2 separate regions of the Homo sapiens genome follow, and region 2 is linked to region 1. Evidence: chromatin loops called from intact Hi-C (ENCODE). Cell type or tissue: body of pancreas. All regions are shown on one strand. Each heading gives the region's core, and the rest is flanking DNA. Links, peaks and the distances in the headings are about the cores only.

What was found. Peaks named below come from ENCODE experiments on the same cell type or tissue, not always from the same donor. Only the 100,000 strongest peaks of a DNase experiment are listed, where the experiment ranks them.
Region 2: it touches region 1 in a loop (2.2-fold over the local background); 62 of 110 quality-filtered maps call a loop at or near these places.

Annotation. Positions count from the first base shown.
Region 1 is chr14:51,640,415-51,648,755 of GRCh38, reverse strand. It overlaps a transcript of FRMD6 not described here. Among named protein-coding and RNA genes, the nearest start is that of FRMD6-AS1, 7.2 kb to the left of the region's middle. In body of pancreas, for the core only: no CTCF peak of the experiment used is centred there; no DNase peak of the experiment used is centred there.
Region 2 is chr14:51,290,015-51,298,355 of GRCh38, reverse strand. It overlaps LOC124903315 (a long non-coding RNA gene), which reads right to left. Exons shown (of 2, transcript XR_007064164.1): 2 at 1,854-5,204. Among named protein-coding and RNA genes, the nearest start is that of LINC00519, 34 kb to the left of the region's middle. In body of pancreas, for the core only: no CTCF peak of the experiment used is centred there; a DNase peak (open chromatin) is centred at 4,855; H3K27ac peaks cover 1,373 bases.

The sequences.
Region 1 (8,341 bases), core at 111-8,110:
CAAAAATAAAAATACTCCTTAATCTTATAGTAGATTAGGGGAACAGACACGTGAGTTAACAGTTACAACATAGTTAGTTCATGCTATGGTAGAGATACGCAGGAAGAATAGTGAGAAGGCCTAGGGAGGGAGAGCATCAAACATCCCCTGTGAACTGAGAAGGGAAGGATAAACAGAAGTTTGCCTGAGAACAAGTTGGTTGAGACAGTGCTCTCAAACTTGCAAGCACGTTGGAATTACCTAGAAACTTTCAAAAACTATTGATGCCTGTGTCTCAGGCATATAATTTAATTGGTCTGTGGTATGGCTTGGGCTTTGGAATGTTTTAAATATCCCCAGGTTATTTTAAGTGTAGGCATATGGCAGAGGACACAGAGTGAACAAGCACACAGAGCCATGCTTTTAAAGCATGATGGCCATAGCCTTATTTTGAGAGGTGTAAACTTTGGTAGGTGGTATTTGTACATTTTGGTGTAAAGAACACAGTAATATAGAAAATGAGATAAGAACTGCTGTAATTCACATTCCTTTACAGGTATTTTCTAGACACCAGGATAGTATGTTGACAATTAAGATTAGCATATTAGAAGAAAAAAAATTATTTTTATCTTTTGTATAATTCAGGCTTATTGGCTGGGCGCGGTGGCTCATGCCTGTAATCCCAGCACTTTGGGAGACGGAGGTGGGCAAATCACCTGAGGTCAGGAGTTCGAGACCAGCCTGACCAACATGGAGAAACCCCATCTCTACTAAAAATACAAAGTTAGCCAGGCATGGTGGCACATGCCGGTAATCCCAGCTACTCAGGAGGCTGAGGCAGGAAAATCGCTTGAACCTGGGAGGCGGAGGTTGCAGTGAACTAAGATCGCGCCATTGCACTCCAGCCTAGGCAACAAGAGCAAAACTCCATCTCAATAAATTAATTAATTAATAATAATAATAAATCAGGGCTATCCAGCATTCAGAGTATGTTTTAATGCTGATATGTAAGTTCTAGTCTAAGAGAGAAGTCAGTGATTTAACATACTGGCTTTTAAAGAATACTTTTCCAGAATTAAATACCGTTCATCATTCTGGCTGAAGGTCATAATAAAGAAATTAAGTTCATTTTTCTTTTTGGTAATTACTGAGATTCATTTTAAAAGCAAAACAAAAAGTACTTTAAACAAACAAAATAAATTTAATTAAGTCCTACTTTAAGGTTTTAGATGTCCCTGTAGCTAATGAAAGAAAATAATCTCACATGGAAACTTAAATAGTTTAGTGTTATGGTCCTGATTTTCACTGCCTAACATTTAAAATGCTCTTTTTATTATTCTCAGCTAGTAAAATAAAGTACCCAAAGAGACTTTAATGCTTAAGAAAAGTCAGGAAAATTGATTATCATTCATTTAACCCAGCTGTCTAATTACCATACACCGGGAGCCCCTAACCAGGAATACGCATAATTATTTTTCAGAGGCAGCATAGCACGGGGCTTATGTAGCAATCTAACTCAAGAAGATTTACTTTTACCCAATTTATAGAAATACAGAGTTGAAAAAATTAAATTCATTAAATTCTATTCTCCTGATCATCAAATTTTGAAAAAAAAATATGTAAAAGTAGAATAACTTGATTATCCAGGGTCAAAGTTTCATTTTAATATGGTTTACAGGGGATGTATTTAAAGAACTACTTTGTTTCCATTCTATTATGGCTTTAATTTCACCACAAACATCACAATTCCCATTCCTTGAGGGCTTGAATACTAGAATACTCCAGATGTAATAAGAAAGGTTTGATAAGGCTGGAAGGGCCAGACCCTGCCCCTTGCTCTTGGGAAGGTGTTGCACAATGTAGAGAGAGGGCCCATCGTAGAGAATTACACTGGCGTCTTGGAGTTGAAAGGCATAGCGGCAAGGCAGTGCTAGGTTAAGGGATACTGCTACTAACTAAAATATAGTTGAGGAATTATGTATAAACATGGGATTGCTGCCTTATGCATGAGACTTTACCTTATACAGAAGACTGAAGATAGAAGAGCTCTAGTACAGAAAAATGTCAAGCAGAAGGGCAGGACAAAGGGTGGATTCCCTACAGTATGAAACTTAACTCATGTATTCTGTTTGTGTGATATACAATGGGTCTTAAAGGTTCCAGAGTAGTTTTGCAGCTCTGATTCTTTGATCACTCACTGAAAACCTGGGGGAAAAAAAAGCTTACCCCAGAGTTGGGAGGCAATTCCCTCCACTCCCATTAGGATACGCAAGAAGAAAGGAAGCAGCAATCTATCTGGTGACAGACTGGTTACTCTTTGACTTATGTCTCAGGCACGCTCTGATTATCTGAGATAATATTCTCAGAGGATTCCTTTGAAACACTAGTGATAACATTATGGAGGTCTTGGGCCACTGAGGTTCTCTTCAGTGGGTTTTTTTTTTTTTTTTTTTTTTTTGGATATGGAGTCTCGCTGTGTCGCCCAGGCTGGAGTGCAGTGGCGCGATCTCGGCTCATTGCAACCTCTGCCTCCTGGGTTCAAGCGTTTCTCCTGCCTCAGCCTCCCGAGTAGCCGAGACTACAGGCGCGTGCCACCACCCCCAGCAAATTTTCTGTATTTTTAGTAGAGACGGGGTTTCGCTGTGTTAGCCAGGATTGTGTCGATCTCCTGACCTCATGATCCACCTGCCTGGGCCTCCCAAAGTGCTGGGATTACAGGCTTGAGCCACCGCACCCGGCCTCTCTTCAGTGTTTTGTGATATCAATGTGTGCCTAAGACATACTGAACTGGAACAGTGGGAGGGGTGAACATCTGTCTTTCAGAATACGCATGTACAGCCTGGCCAATGCTGGCTTTCTTGAGAATACCAACAAAAGTTCCACTGGCAAAGAGCATTTATGAAACCTGTCCATTCTGTTTTAATTTAGTTACCCTGGGTAGGTTATAAGCATAACAAATGTGCCTTTGAACTTGTTTTTGATTGCTTAAGAAAGAATCATGAGTAAAAGTACAAATAAGATATCCTAAGCCAAATGTGGTGGCTCCTGCCTGTAATCTCAGCACTTTGGGAGGCCAAGGCAGGTGGATCGCTTGAGCCCAGGAGTTCGAGACCAGCCTGGATAACATAGTGAAACCCTATCTCTATAAAAATAAAAAATAAAAAAATAAAAAATTAGCTGGGCGGAGTGGCTTGCAGCTATGGTCCCAGCTACTCCTCAGGAGGTTCACTTGAGGTGGAGGTTCACTTGAGCCCGGGAGGTCAAGGCTGGAGTGAGCTGTGATCATGCCACTGCACTCAATCTGAGTGACAGAGTAAGACACTGTCTCAAGAAGAAGAAGAAAAAAAGGCTCTCCTAGCTCTGGAATTTCATGGGAAGTTCACTGAGGCTAAAGGACTTGGTGCAGCCTCCAAGGGACACCCTACCTGTCCATGGTGGTTGGGATTTGGTTATAAAACAAGATGCTGATGTGCTAGCTATACTAACTGGTTGGATGAAAGGAAGACAGTACCTTGAAACACCCGACATAAGATCGCTGTTTCTCCTCTCACCTGATTCTAGGTTAGAAACAAAATCTGCATTCATTTTGATTTGGCTTGGCTATGAAACCAAATGCCAGAAAATATTAAGAAAGTTTTCTACAGGCAAGGTAGTGGTTAGATTTTTCATTTTCAAAGGTAGCCTAATAAATTATTCTATTAGCCTAAACAGACTTCTTATACTTCAGTTCTTCAAGGAAAGAACACTGCTAATTAGATCATGGAGATTGAATTAGAAATTATGGATTGGAAGATTGGTCTCAAAGGACCCCAGATTCAGATGTTTACTTTTGACATGTATGGAGAAAAGAAAGTACTGGCCAATAGCACTCTTAACTAGATTTAGCTTCAAGAGGAAGACTGGGGGCGAGGAAATACGCTCTCTTGTAAAAACATTTTTATATATTTGTTATTCCTATATAATTAAGCCATACATTCCATGTGATTTCTTGAGCAGAAAAACAGAATCAGCATTTTTAGTGATTTTCTGTTCTGCAAATAGTCCATATTGGATCATTTTGTCACACTTATACCCCAATTTAAAGGATAATGAGGAGACACATTAATATATGATAGTTTTATGTACAATACAGACTTAATATACAAATCATTGTGAAATATTAACACATCACTTATTTTTATAGCACATTTTACTATCTGATTTATGAATATGTTAACTGTCTCTCCTTTTAGAATTTAAGCTTCACGTGAGCACAGATCTAAAATCTCTCTAACTGCTATGGCCCCATTCATCTAGAACAGTATCTGACACATATTTGTTGAATGAATGAATCCCATAAATTACACGTAGAGATCAGGGAGGGAGAGAGAGAGAGAGAGAGTGAGTGAGTGTGTGTGTGTGTGTGTGTGTGTGTGTGTGTGTGAAGGGTGAGGCAGAGAAATCTGAGATGCACTGAGATGAGAACAGAAAAGGATTAACATTTTTTGAGAAGCTTCTGGGCCGGATATCTCAGGTATTGATGAAAAATGATCTATCCCTTAAGAAGCCTTGGTTGATTTGAATGGGACACCTTATATCACTCAGTTCACGTAATGTTTATTTTTTTCAAGTGTCAATGTATGGTATAATTAATATTCTATTGATGTTCCTTATTGTATATTTTATTTCTATTTTTAGCCTTCCCCCTGCATTGATATCAGTGGATCTAATTCAAATTTGGGAAGGATTACCTATTTTTGATGTTCTGTGATGTTGATTGAATAACTAAAACTGTAATTATTAATTTCTTAATAAGAAATCATTCAACTAAAGTGAAACTATACTTAACTATACATCCTCCAGCTTTTCAAGATATTAAGAAGTTTATTAGCAGGATTTTACTAGAGTGGTTATTGTTGAATTCTTTGCTCACAAAACATTTTGATGAGATACGCTTGGGAACAGAATAGTTTGAGTTGAACAAGGAAAAATGTGTGGCCTTGCCTCCATTTGCTCAGCCTCCGCCACCTCCATCCAAGGTTTAACTGCACCTTGTGTTTCCTGGAGCTGCTCCATCTCTGAACCTTTGGACTGGAAACTACTCTGTCCACCACATCTGCCACTGTCACCATCTCCCCCTAGACTTTCAGTCCCCAAACCCCTCCCTGTTCTTTCAGTTTATTAGCCGTTTTTTGGCTTGACTTCTTTCCTTTTCAGTTTAATCGCTGAGTGGTCTCGTGTCCCAATCCCTTTGACCTTCTAATCCAGCTTTCTTAACAATCCCAAAATTCAGGTCAACTCAATCATCCGTTTTCTTACATTTTGCTTTAAAGACATTGAAGAAGCCTAAAGAAAATTGAATAAATGAGTTGATTAGTCACATCACCAAGACAACAGTTTGGTCAGTGAAACACTCATAGCTGTTGGGTCAACTTTTTATTCATCCCTGCCTGGCTGTCTTTCCTTTTCATCACACAGTGACTGTTCACATGTTTATGACTCTCCACAGGTTCCTCATCCCACTCTGAAATCCTGCCACTCTCAATGGTCAACCGAGCCTTACTCTTGCTGGTCACTGATCTGTGACGTTTATATGTATTACCTTGTTGAATCTTCACAACAGCCCTTTGAAGAAGATATTATCCCTGGTTTACAGATGCCCAAGTTCTTAAAGAAAATAAGTAGTGATGCTTGGATCTGAACCTAGGAAATCTGACTCTAAGCTCATGCCCTTTGTCCCTAAACTGCCTTGCTTCTGGTACAGACTTGGTCAGGCATTTTCTCCCTAGAGCTTCAGTCCTTTCCACCTACAGATTTTTCCGTATCTTTCTCCTAGGCCATTCTCTCCTGACTCTTCTCAGTTAATCTCCTCCTACCAAAGCTCTGTATCCCCTGCTCCCCTGGCTCTTTTAGGGCTTTCTCCATCATTGATTTGTTGATTCATTTAGCAGATACTTATTAAGTATTGTATACTAGGTCTTAGGGACACAGGTAAACAAAACCTAATCTCTAGTCCTGGAGCTTTACATTCAAATTATTCCTCTAAAATATTTAACATCTCACCATGCCCTAGGCCATCTTCCTCCTACAGAAATGCTGAAGTGACTGTATATTTCATACTACATCTAGCACCACACCTGATGAGGCACCAGGAACATGTTTGACAGAGGGACAAATAATTCCAGGTAAAGTAATCAAGCTTTGGAAGTTTGTTCTTAGTCTCTAGCCTCCTTTGTATTATTTATTTATTTATTTACTTAGGAGATGGAGTTTCTCTCTTGTCGCCCAGGATGGAGGGCAATGGCGTGATCTCGGCTCACTGCAACCTCCACCTCCGGGTTCAAGCAATTCTGCCTCAGTCTCCCAAGTAGCTGGCATTACAGGTGTGCTCTGCCACACCTGACTAATTTTTCTATTATTAGTAGAGACAGGGTTTCACAATGTTGGCCAGGCTGGTCTCAAACTCCTGACCTCAGGTGATGCCCCCACCTTGGCCTCCCAAAGTGCTGGGATTACAAGCGTGAGCCACCATGCCCGGCCTCTGGCCTCCTTTTTCTAAAAAGTAGCCCACTTCAGATGTTGAAAACCCTCTCTCTCTCTCACTATGTTCCCTTCTGAGCAGACTCAGAAAGGTTCTGAAAACCAACCCTTTGCCATTAATGACTGACTAGTTGTACTTTCACTGAAATCCCACCAAAATCACCTCAAACTAGTACCTACAGTTTAAGCCTTTAAGTCTATGATTGTGAAACAAAAGGTACGTGGCCTTATTAATAAATTTTGGCATCTGTAAGGTGGGAGATAATCGTGAGACAAGGGAACCTTCAAAGCCATATTTTGTCACTTCTAGTGGTCCTTGGATAGGGGGTGATTTTGCCCCTACGAGAACATTTGGCAATGTCTGGAGGTATTTTTGGTGTCACAGCTTTATGGGGAAAGCGGGGAGGAGGGACAGTGCTACTGTAGGCTTCCAGCAAGCAGAGGCTAGGGATGCTGCTCAACGTCCTACAACACAGGGGACAGAACCTCACAACAAAGAATTGCTGCCCCGACTTGAAAGCCACTGATCGAAAGGGTGAACTTGACTGGAACATTGAGGTGCCCTGTGAGTCAGGGCAGTTAGTATCTGGGGGATGCTGGCTGAGCCTGCCAAGTGTCTATTGAAAAGTTGCTGGAGGTGAAGGATCATGTCTTTGGGACCTAAAGAGTGAGATATTTGGACTCAGTTTCTGCCTCCACCGTTCCCCTAACTTTATTTGGATCTTCCCACAGCCCCAAGACGTTCAGTACACATTTTATCTCGTCCTAGATCACCTTCTTTTTTAGTATGTAGAGATTTTGAGGGGAAAGGTAAATAGGAGACTCTTTCTCAACAGAGGTAGGATAAGATTTATCTTAATCCCAATTAAACAATAGTGAAGACCCAAAAGAAAAAAGTTGGAAACCTAAGCTTTTCACTTAATAGCAATGAAGAATCAATTTATTGAACAAAAATTAAGTCTTAAAGGAGGAGAATAGGCAGGGCATGGTGGCTCACACCTGTAATCCCAGCACTTTGGGAGGCTAAGGCGAATGGATCACTTGAGGACAGGAGTTCAAGACCAGCCTGGCCAACATAGGGAAACCCCCTCTCTACTAAATAAATAAATAAATACAAAAAATTAGCAGGGTGTGGTGGCATCGCCTATAATCCCAGCTACTTGGGAGGCTGAGGCGTGAGAATTGCTTGAACCTGGGAGGTGGAGGTTGCAGTGAGCTGAGATCGTGCCACTGTACTCCAGCCTGGGTGACAGAGCAAGACTCTGTCAAAAAAGAAAAAAAAAAGGAAAGTTATGTTAATAAAGTATAAACTCCAAAATTTAACCAGAAGTTAGTGGATATTAGCTCTTACCATGGAAAATTATCATTACTTAAATAATTTGCTAAATTTTATTTTTAAGTGGTTTAGTAGAAATATATTTAATAGATGAAACTATGTGTGTTTTAAACAAATAGCTACTGCCAAATATGTAGAAGTAAACATTGAAATGATTATTAGGGCTATCAAGAATTGTTTGTATAAATCAAACCAATCAGATTCATATGGATTAAAGCCATTTTCTTATTTTTATACTTTTATTGTTCATCATATCACTAGCATTTACAATAAAGAATATATAATTATGAATTCAAATATACTCAAATTCTCATGAAGACAAAACCCAAGAAGAATAGTTGTAAACGGGATCATTAAGCACCTTTTTCAAATATTGCCTGATTTCCACTTAGACTTATTAGCTGATTGCTTTTAGACAGTGGTTTCCAAACTTGGCAATGTATCAGTACCATTTAAGAACTGGTGACAGGGCCAGGAATCTCCAATTAAAATATCAGCAAAAAGATC
Region 2 (8,341 bases), core at 147-8,146, 350 kb after region 1:
GGTTCTTCCTCATCATCATCCACTCCAAATAAACAGTTAACATGAGAAGAGACAAGTCATTTTGCAATATAAGATCACCTTTAAGTCAAGTATCTTTGCCATTCCCTTTCTGTCTCAAAACCAGACTAAAGTCCCAATCCCCAACCCTGTAGAAACTTTAGAACCATTTTTGAAAGTCTTTCACTCTGATTAGTGTGAAGGTTCCATGAAGGCATGCACTATGTCTTGTTCACCCTTGAATCCCAGCACCTAAGACAGTACTTAGCACACGGTAAGCAACCAAGTATATGAGTGAATGAATGAATGACTTAGGACTCCCAGGTTAGTGCTCTTCCACCATACCACTCTGCCTCCCCTAAGATTGAAGCCCACAGAAACTTCTACCTTTGCACATTCTCTACTTCAGATGAAAGCACAGCCTTGCTGGGGTCAGGGGCTTGGAAAAACACAGCCCCGACAGACAATTCTTGGTCATGGTTTTAGCTGAAATGTTTCATCTCGCACGCAGTGCCCTTTCAGGAGGGCAGGGCTCCCCTCTTAAGCCATTCCCAGAAAATAAGGAGAGGACTCAGACCCAACAGAATTAACACAGGAAAGACAGAACATTTGAGGGCCCAGATGTCCTTCTCTTCATCCAGGCTCTCAACACATGGAATACCGAAACCTTTTCCAGCCCCTTTCTCACAATCACCTGGAGATGCTGGTTTAAAGATGCCAATTCCAGGATTCCACCCTAGACCTATTGAATCAGAATCTCTGGGGGTGATCTGAGGAACCTGTGTTTTTAACAAGCTCTCCACCAAAAACAAATGCTTGTTTTTAACAAGGATTGGAGATTTTTTAACAAACATCTCCAACGCTGATACCTGCTACTCTGAAACGTCTTGACTCTTAAGTCACGGCCCAGCCTATGATGTTCAGAGGCTGACCATCAGTTTAGGCCATGCCAGGCCCATGAGGTAGGGGAATTTCATGGAACTCAATGAGACTCCATTCAACCTGACCTTTTTTTTTGCATTTTTAAATTAGAGTATAACAGTCACCACCAGTGGCGAATGGCCTGGATAGCTGCCCCTGCAGCCTCCCCCAGTCTTATCCATATCACAGTCTGGAGATCTCTGACCCCGTCAGAGGGAGAGGAAAACTCAATGATTGGGACCTGGTTTCTGTCACTTAAAAAAAAAAAAAAAAAAAAAAAACAAAGTTCAAAGTTCCAGATTGAACCTGGGTGGCACAGGAATGCAGGGGCTTTTCTTTGTTTATTTTGAGGAAGAGCAGGGACACATTGGCAACCAAATCCCAAAACCAAGACGGAATCACAAAGCCATTTCCCGGGTGTCTTGTTGCTCAAGAATCTCCCTCTCCCTTGTTGCTGGGTCTAGACGCAGCCTCCTGTTAAGGCAGAATACTTACTCACTAAAAGTTCCCATTTTACGTCTAGGAGGGGCCAAGGACCAAGTCACAACAAATCCAAAATGCTCAACAGTGGTTAATGGATGCTTTCATTCTTTAAAATATGGGCACTTTTAGGAAATATATAACAACCAGAATACCTCTCCCTACCACCACCAAAATGCACACAGTGCTCAGGACTGTTTATATAATTTCAAGTGTACACGGGTTCCCTGTAGCCTATCCATGGAACGCTGGCGATGGGGCCCAGATTAAGAACGATCATAAACATATTGAAGAATTAAAAACCTGAAATGTCTAGAAAGGTTTATCCACACCTGAGGAAATTCAAGGTGGGGATGGGATGGGATGGATGAGGACACAAGCTTGAAAATATTCTCTTTACTCATGTCTTGATTGTTAATAGAAATCTGGCAGAAATAAAATAGATATATGCAATATTTGTTTCTGGTCCTTTTATTAATCTGAAGTAATTTTGTTATTTTAGGGACATTAAAAATTCATCATACAGAATTTAATATACTCATAAAATAATCATGCTTCATAAATTTAAAGGTATAATCTTGGAGATGATTAAATATTTACTAGTTGAATTTACTTTAAAACGTTTTATATTTGTTGTAGGGTGCTGAAACTGCTAGGCTTTTTTAAAATCTAGGGTTAGTTTTTGCTGGTTTATAAGAAGCATTCCAAAACTGCAAATTCTTTCTTTAAATAAAGAACTGTACTCTTTTTTAAAAAAATCCATTGTCCATCTCACATTCACATGTCTAGAAGGAGGACAGGTCCTGGACACTTGCTCTATTCCTCCACACTCTTGAGACCTGTCCTATCTCCTGTGTGTTCTGAGTCATTAGGGCAAGTAGCACCACAGGCACATAGTCCCTGATCGGCCATGTGCCGACCTCTGTACTGATTCTCAAAAGACTAAGCCCACCAGCAAAAGAGGCACTAGGTCTGTCTGCCTTTTCTTTTAAAAATGGTAGTAACTCCCTGAATGTTATAAGCTTACATTTGTACCATTTTCCATTGATCCTAAGACACACCTTATGAGTCACCAGGAGCAACACCATCCTTTAGACGACATGATACACTGCTTTAACTATAGTTATCCAGTCATGCAAGCCTCTGATTGCTTTGACGTTTCTTTCATTCATCCAAGATGTGCCAGCAGTTTCTGCTGTCACTCGACTGGGCTTGTGATGGTCAATCCTTCTGTGAAACTCATTAACAGTTTCTTCTACTTAAGGGATGGCTCTTCCTCTCTTAGGCTCCAGAAAGCAGTTCGGTTGTTACTTTGCAAAAATTATGCACTATTGTGTTCATTCCTCCAACCATGCGTATCTGCTTCACTAATATCAAATTAAAGTCCTGCTGCTCTGTTTCTACGCCTTTTTGCACACAAGGTAATTTTTCATTTTAATGTCAAATCATAGTATAATTTTTTGAGGATCTTCTAAACGCAATTAAATTCAACACCTATACCATCAACAATGCATCCAATTCAATTGACATGATGACAGTGTGAACTGCCATGATATTATTAACGACTGTATCTCCACAGAGCCTGACCAACACCATGAGCTGATCCCCAGAGATGTTAGGATGTGACAGATGTGCATTCTGGAATCAATTAAATAGGGCTCCCACACTGTAACCCTGTGCTCTTGTCTTAATGTCTGGCTGACCCGTGGTCATAACTAAAATGAAGAGGAAAATAATTCCAACTAAGAATAGGATAATGATGAATCAAATAGTCCTTTCACTTCCTGCAATGTTCTGACTCCTTTCCGTTACGTGTCTTAAAGTGAGGGACTCAGAGCTATCTTTCTTACCTACTCACCAACAGTATGTCATGTTAGTTTGCTGTGATCTTAATGACAATATCCTGCTACATCTCTTTTTCCTCCCTCAATCTGTCTCTTTTTCTCCGCTAATAACATGGAAGGGGAACCAACTCTTATTTCATCTAGCTACACTAATACTACAACTTTGAGTTTACAAATTTCCTTCCTCTCATTTTTTAATCACAATTCCCCATAATAACTTTATTGAGTAGTAGAGAGGGGGAGAGACTATGAATTTGTGGATGATGTAACTGGGACAAAAAAGAGTTGGTAGGAAAACCAATATTAGCACTTAGCCTCCCAAACTTGAGTATCTTGTTCTCTGTTGTTCTGTTTTGTTTTGTTTTTTTGAGAAGGAGTCTCGCTCTGTTGCCCAGGCTGGAGTGCAGTGGCTGATTTCGGCTCACTGCAAGCTCCGCCTCCCGGGTTCATGGCATTCTCCTGCCTCAGCCTCTGGAGTAGATGGGACTACAGGCACCCGCCACCACGCCTGGCTAATCTTTTTGTATTTTTAGTAGAGACGGGGTTTCACTGCATTAGCCAGGATGGTCAATCTCCTGACCTCGTGATCCGCCCACCTTGGCCTCCCAAAGTGCTGGGATAATAGGCATGAGCCACTGCGCCAGGCCTGTTCTCTGATTTTAAGACCCCTTTGGGAAGAGCCATCCCACAAACAGAAGAAACTGTTAATGAGATCCCCAAAAGAATCTCTCATCACAAGCTAACCTTCTGGATGGGAGGAATGTATGTGGATTCCTAAAAGTTGAAGGCTGCTTCTATATGTTCAGTTTAGTAAGTACTCCTATAAAGACAGTACACAAGGCTTGCCAGGCAGGGTACTGTCGGGTATTCCGGGAGGAAAGTCATTGCTCCAGCCTCCTCTGCCTCATAATCTAGAGCCGTTCTCAATTCCGGGATGGGGGAAGAGGCAGGGAGGGGGCACTTCATCTTGTGAATCAGCTTACATTTACAGGCCCCAGAAAATTGTTCCAGATCCCTCCCTGAAAACACACACACACATGCAGGATATTGCAAGTCATTTCTTGGGATTGATACAGCTCCTGGACATTAGAGGAGTAGCTCACGTCTGTACCCCATAACATTGAGCCACGAAACTCACACAGATGAGCTTTTTCTCATGGTTAGTCCCACCCAAGTACAAAGAGACCAAGCCAGTCAAATAGTTTCAGGAGGAAGCAATAGCCTCCCTTGGTGTTCAGGTTTTCTTGATTAACATCTGTCAAAGAAATTCCTTGATCCTTCCTTCAGACCTGGTGTTTTGTGAGGCCTTCTTTCCTGGCAGGGTTGATGGTGAATATCCTCCAGAATGCACAGCAGGCCAGGGCACTTTTGAATAATCCACGGCCCTCCCTGAGGGGCCCGCCCATGATACCTCCTGCTCCCTGCATACCCCACCCTGTGCTCCACTTGTCTCTTCACAGCCCCTGGCCAAGATGCTGGAGCCTCAGATTGCCTTCTGAGCCCTCAGAAAGCAGTGCTCCTCTTAAAGAGGTCAGGGGACCCCACTCTGCCAGAAAAATCTCTGGCCAGGGCTATGGCTGCAGAGTTTCTGGCATCTGTGAGTTGGCGAGTGGTCAGGGAGTTTCCAGTCTTTTACAACTCTCGAAAAGCAACCTGATTTTTCATTTGAAGTCAGGATGTTGAAGTGTCCCTGAATCGCTGGGGACTGACATCTGGGATCGGAGCCTTGTCTTGCTGGAGCCAGAGTCTCCGTATCACTTAAGGACACAGAAATCCTGGTTTCTTTCCCACATTAACTTGTGAATACAAATATGAAGCTTTTTATAAGATTCCCCACATCCTGTCTTAGAAAAGGAGACAGAGTTCCAGTTCTAGAGCCACAAAGGATCTGTTGAAACTCTGGCATTGCAGCCACTTTCTTGTTTATTATTCTTCTTCTCTGGATGTCAGTGTTTCAAGGCCCTGCAGGGGAAGCTCAGATGTGGCCTCACTTAAATTATTACTACTATGAATTATAATATATAGTGCTTTTTAGTTAAAAGAGTTTTTACTGTTATTATTATTTTAACCTAATCTTCATCTGACCTCCCCAGTAATTCCATAGTGTATCAGCTGCGGTCCCAGCATGGATCAGATGGCCATTCAAAGAGTTTAATTGAAAATTGTTTAAAGAAGGGACTATTTACAGAGATGGATCAGTCAGAGTCCAATCAGGAAAACAAAAACTGTGCTGATTATTTTAATAAGGTGAATTAAATATAAAGAAAGGATTGGAGATCTTTATATGAAGTATCTAAAGTAGTCAATTCGTAGAGACAGAGAGTAGAATGGTGGTCATCAGGGGCTGGGGGACGGGCAATGGGGATCTGTTTCAAGGGCAGAGAGGTTCGGTTTTGTAAGATGAAAAAGTTCTGGAGATTAGATGCAAAACAATGTGAAGCTACTTAACACCACTGAACTGTGCACTTAAAAAGGTTAGGATGGTAACATTTATGTGTTTTTCACAATAAAAAGAAAAAAAGAAAGGGGTTGGAGATCTGAATATGTGAAAGGAATCATAAAAGTAACACAGAAAAGCAACTGTGAAGGACAGGCTAGCACCACTCGGGCCAGGAAACAAAGGGAAGAGCTTAGTGTTGTCACCCAGAAGCTCGGAGCAGGGCAGCAGATGTGGGTCTGAGGCCTCTGAAGAGGGGCTGCCCGGTTATTACAGGTCCTTGAGAGCAAGCACAAGGACGGCCCTGAGAGTGCCAGAAAAACACGGGAGGCTGCATCCCAAGGCTGCTGTAGGAAGGATGGCTGCTGAGGATAGTCTAAGGGGAAGCACAAGCAAAAGGAGGAATGGGTCCCTGCTCCTCCCTCCAGTCTTGCAGGCTCCCCACAGCACCCTATATTGGCAGAACCGACAGAGAGCTGCTGACAAAGAGGGATGTCTTTTGGAACATCACAGCCCAGTACCAAAAAGCAGGGCATAAAAAAGGGTGGTGAGGAGCTGAGCAATATCAGCTTAGTAATGGGCAGGGTAAAGGGAATGGTAAAACAATCAGCAACCAGGAACAGCAGGAAGCAATTATTGCCCCTAAGTCTAAGGGGCAAGAAGAAGGGATGATGTTATGGGAACCTTGTCAGGGCCATTAGGGACATGGCTGTGGGAGAGGGGCTGCCCAGCAGGATCTGTGGCCATCTGCTTAAACCCCAGCCAAGCAAGGAGGGAAGGGGGCAGAGATGGGGGAAGAAACCCCCTGACTTCTTTCTCTCTCCCTACCGGCTGGTCACCATAGCTTAAGAAGGAATGTTTAACATATATTTAATCAAAATGGGACCTACTAATATGCCTTTATCTGCATCTTCATCTCCCCATCTAAAGATAATAGTGACAATAAAACTGAAATCCCTCTAAGTTAATATACTTCAATTCATTCCTTCTCAACAGTTTAGCAGTAACTTGGCATGAACAAAATTTGCTTTTAAGCATGAAAAATTGGTGATTTTTACCAAATTTATTGAAAGCCTAACGTGCCATTAAAAGACTTGGAACTGATTTTTACAAACACTAGGAATATAAAAAGCAGAATAAATGTTTATCACCTGCTTCTCTTGCTCATTGTTGAAAAATTGCTTTGGATTCAAGTTCTCTAAAATGGGAATGATCATAATACACATCACACAGGATTGTAGTAAGGATGAAATGAGAAAAAAACAGGTGAAAGCACTGTGGAAAGGGGGGGTTTTATTTTCTGTTACCTTCAGCTTTCCCTGGATCTGGGTGTTCTTTAAAGCAGGGGTCCCCAACTCCCAGGCCATGGACCAGCGCTGGTCCATGGTCTGTTGGAAACCAGGCCGCACAGCAGGAAATGAGGGGCAAGCCAGCAAAGCTTCATCTGTATTTACAGCCACTCTCCATTGCTCATATTACCACCTGAGCTCCGCCTCCTGTCAGATCAGCTGCAACATTAGATTCTCACAGAAGCATGAACCCTATTGTCAACTGCGCATGTGAGGAATCCAGGTTGCATGCTCCTTAGAAGAATCAAATGCCTGATAACCTAAGGTGGTGATGCTAGTGCTGTGTAGTGGCTGCAAATACAGATTAACATTGGCAGGGAGGTTTGACTGCACAGAGACCATAATAAATCAATTACTTGCAGACTCCTATCAAATCAGTGAGTGGCAAGTGACAAGCTACATCTGGTGGCAGACTTTATAGCAACAAGTGAGTTGATGTCCTTCAATTGTACAACTGCATCTGGTGGCCTTAAAAGCACATTTGAGACAACTTCAAATCTCCGTATCTTTTGGATTAAAGTCAAGTTGGAATGTCCTGAGATTGCCATAAAAGCACTGAAAATCCTCCTTCCATTTCCAACTTTCTATCATTGTGAAGCAGGGTTTTCTGCAGTGACAGCAACCCAAACGAGATTATGGAGTAGACTGGACATAACCAACACACTTTGGGTGTCACTATCTCCCATCATTCCCAGATGGGACCATCTAGTGGTAGGAAACAAGCTCAGAGCTCCCACTGATTCTACATTATGGTGAGGTGTATAATTATTTGATCATATATATTACAACGCAATAATAATAGAAATAAAGTACACAATAAATGTAATGCACTTGAATCACCCCAAAACCATCCCCAACTCTGGTTCATGGAAAAACTGTTTTCCACAAAACTGGTCCCTAGTACCAAAAAGGTTGGGGATCATTGCTTTAAAGTACCACCATCACAATCACCATCATAATCACTGCCATCATCACCATCTTCATCATCACTATCATCATCATTACCTCCATCAGCACCATCATCATCATTATCATTATCCTCATCACTAACATTACCTTTTTTCCAGGCCCTATATTTCTTTGCCCTCAGGGCCTTCAAAATTTTATGGAGCAAAAAACCCTCTTGGAGGGAAATAAGAGATGAGATTTGGAGTCAGAAGAGTTGCGTTGGAATGCTGGGTTTGCCATTGACTAACTGTAGGATCCTTCTGAGTTTCCCAGTTTTCTCATCTGTTAAACAGAAATACCTACCTACCTCTGTTGATTATTTTCCCTTTGCCCCTCCAAATCCATTCTCTGCCCTCCCTTTGCCA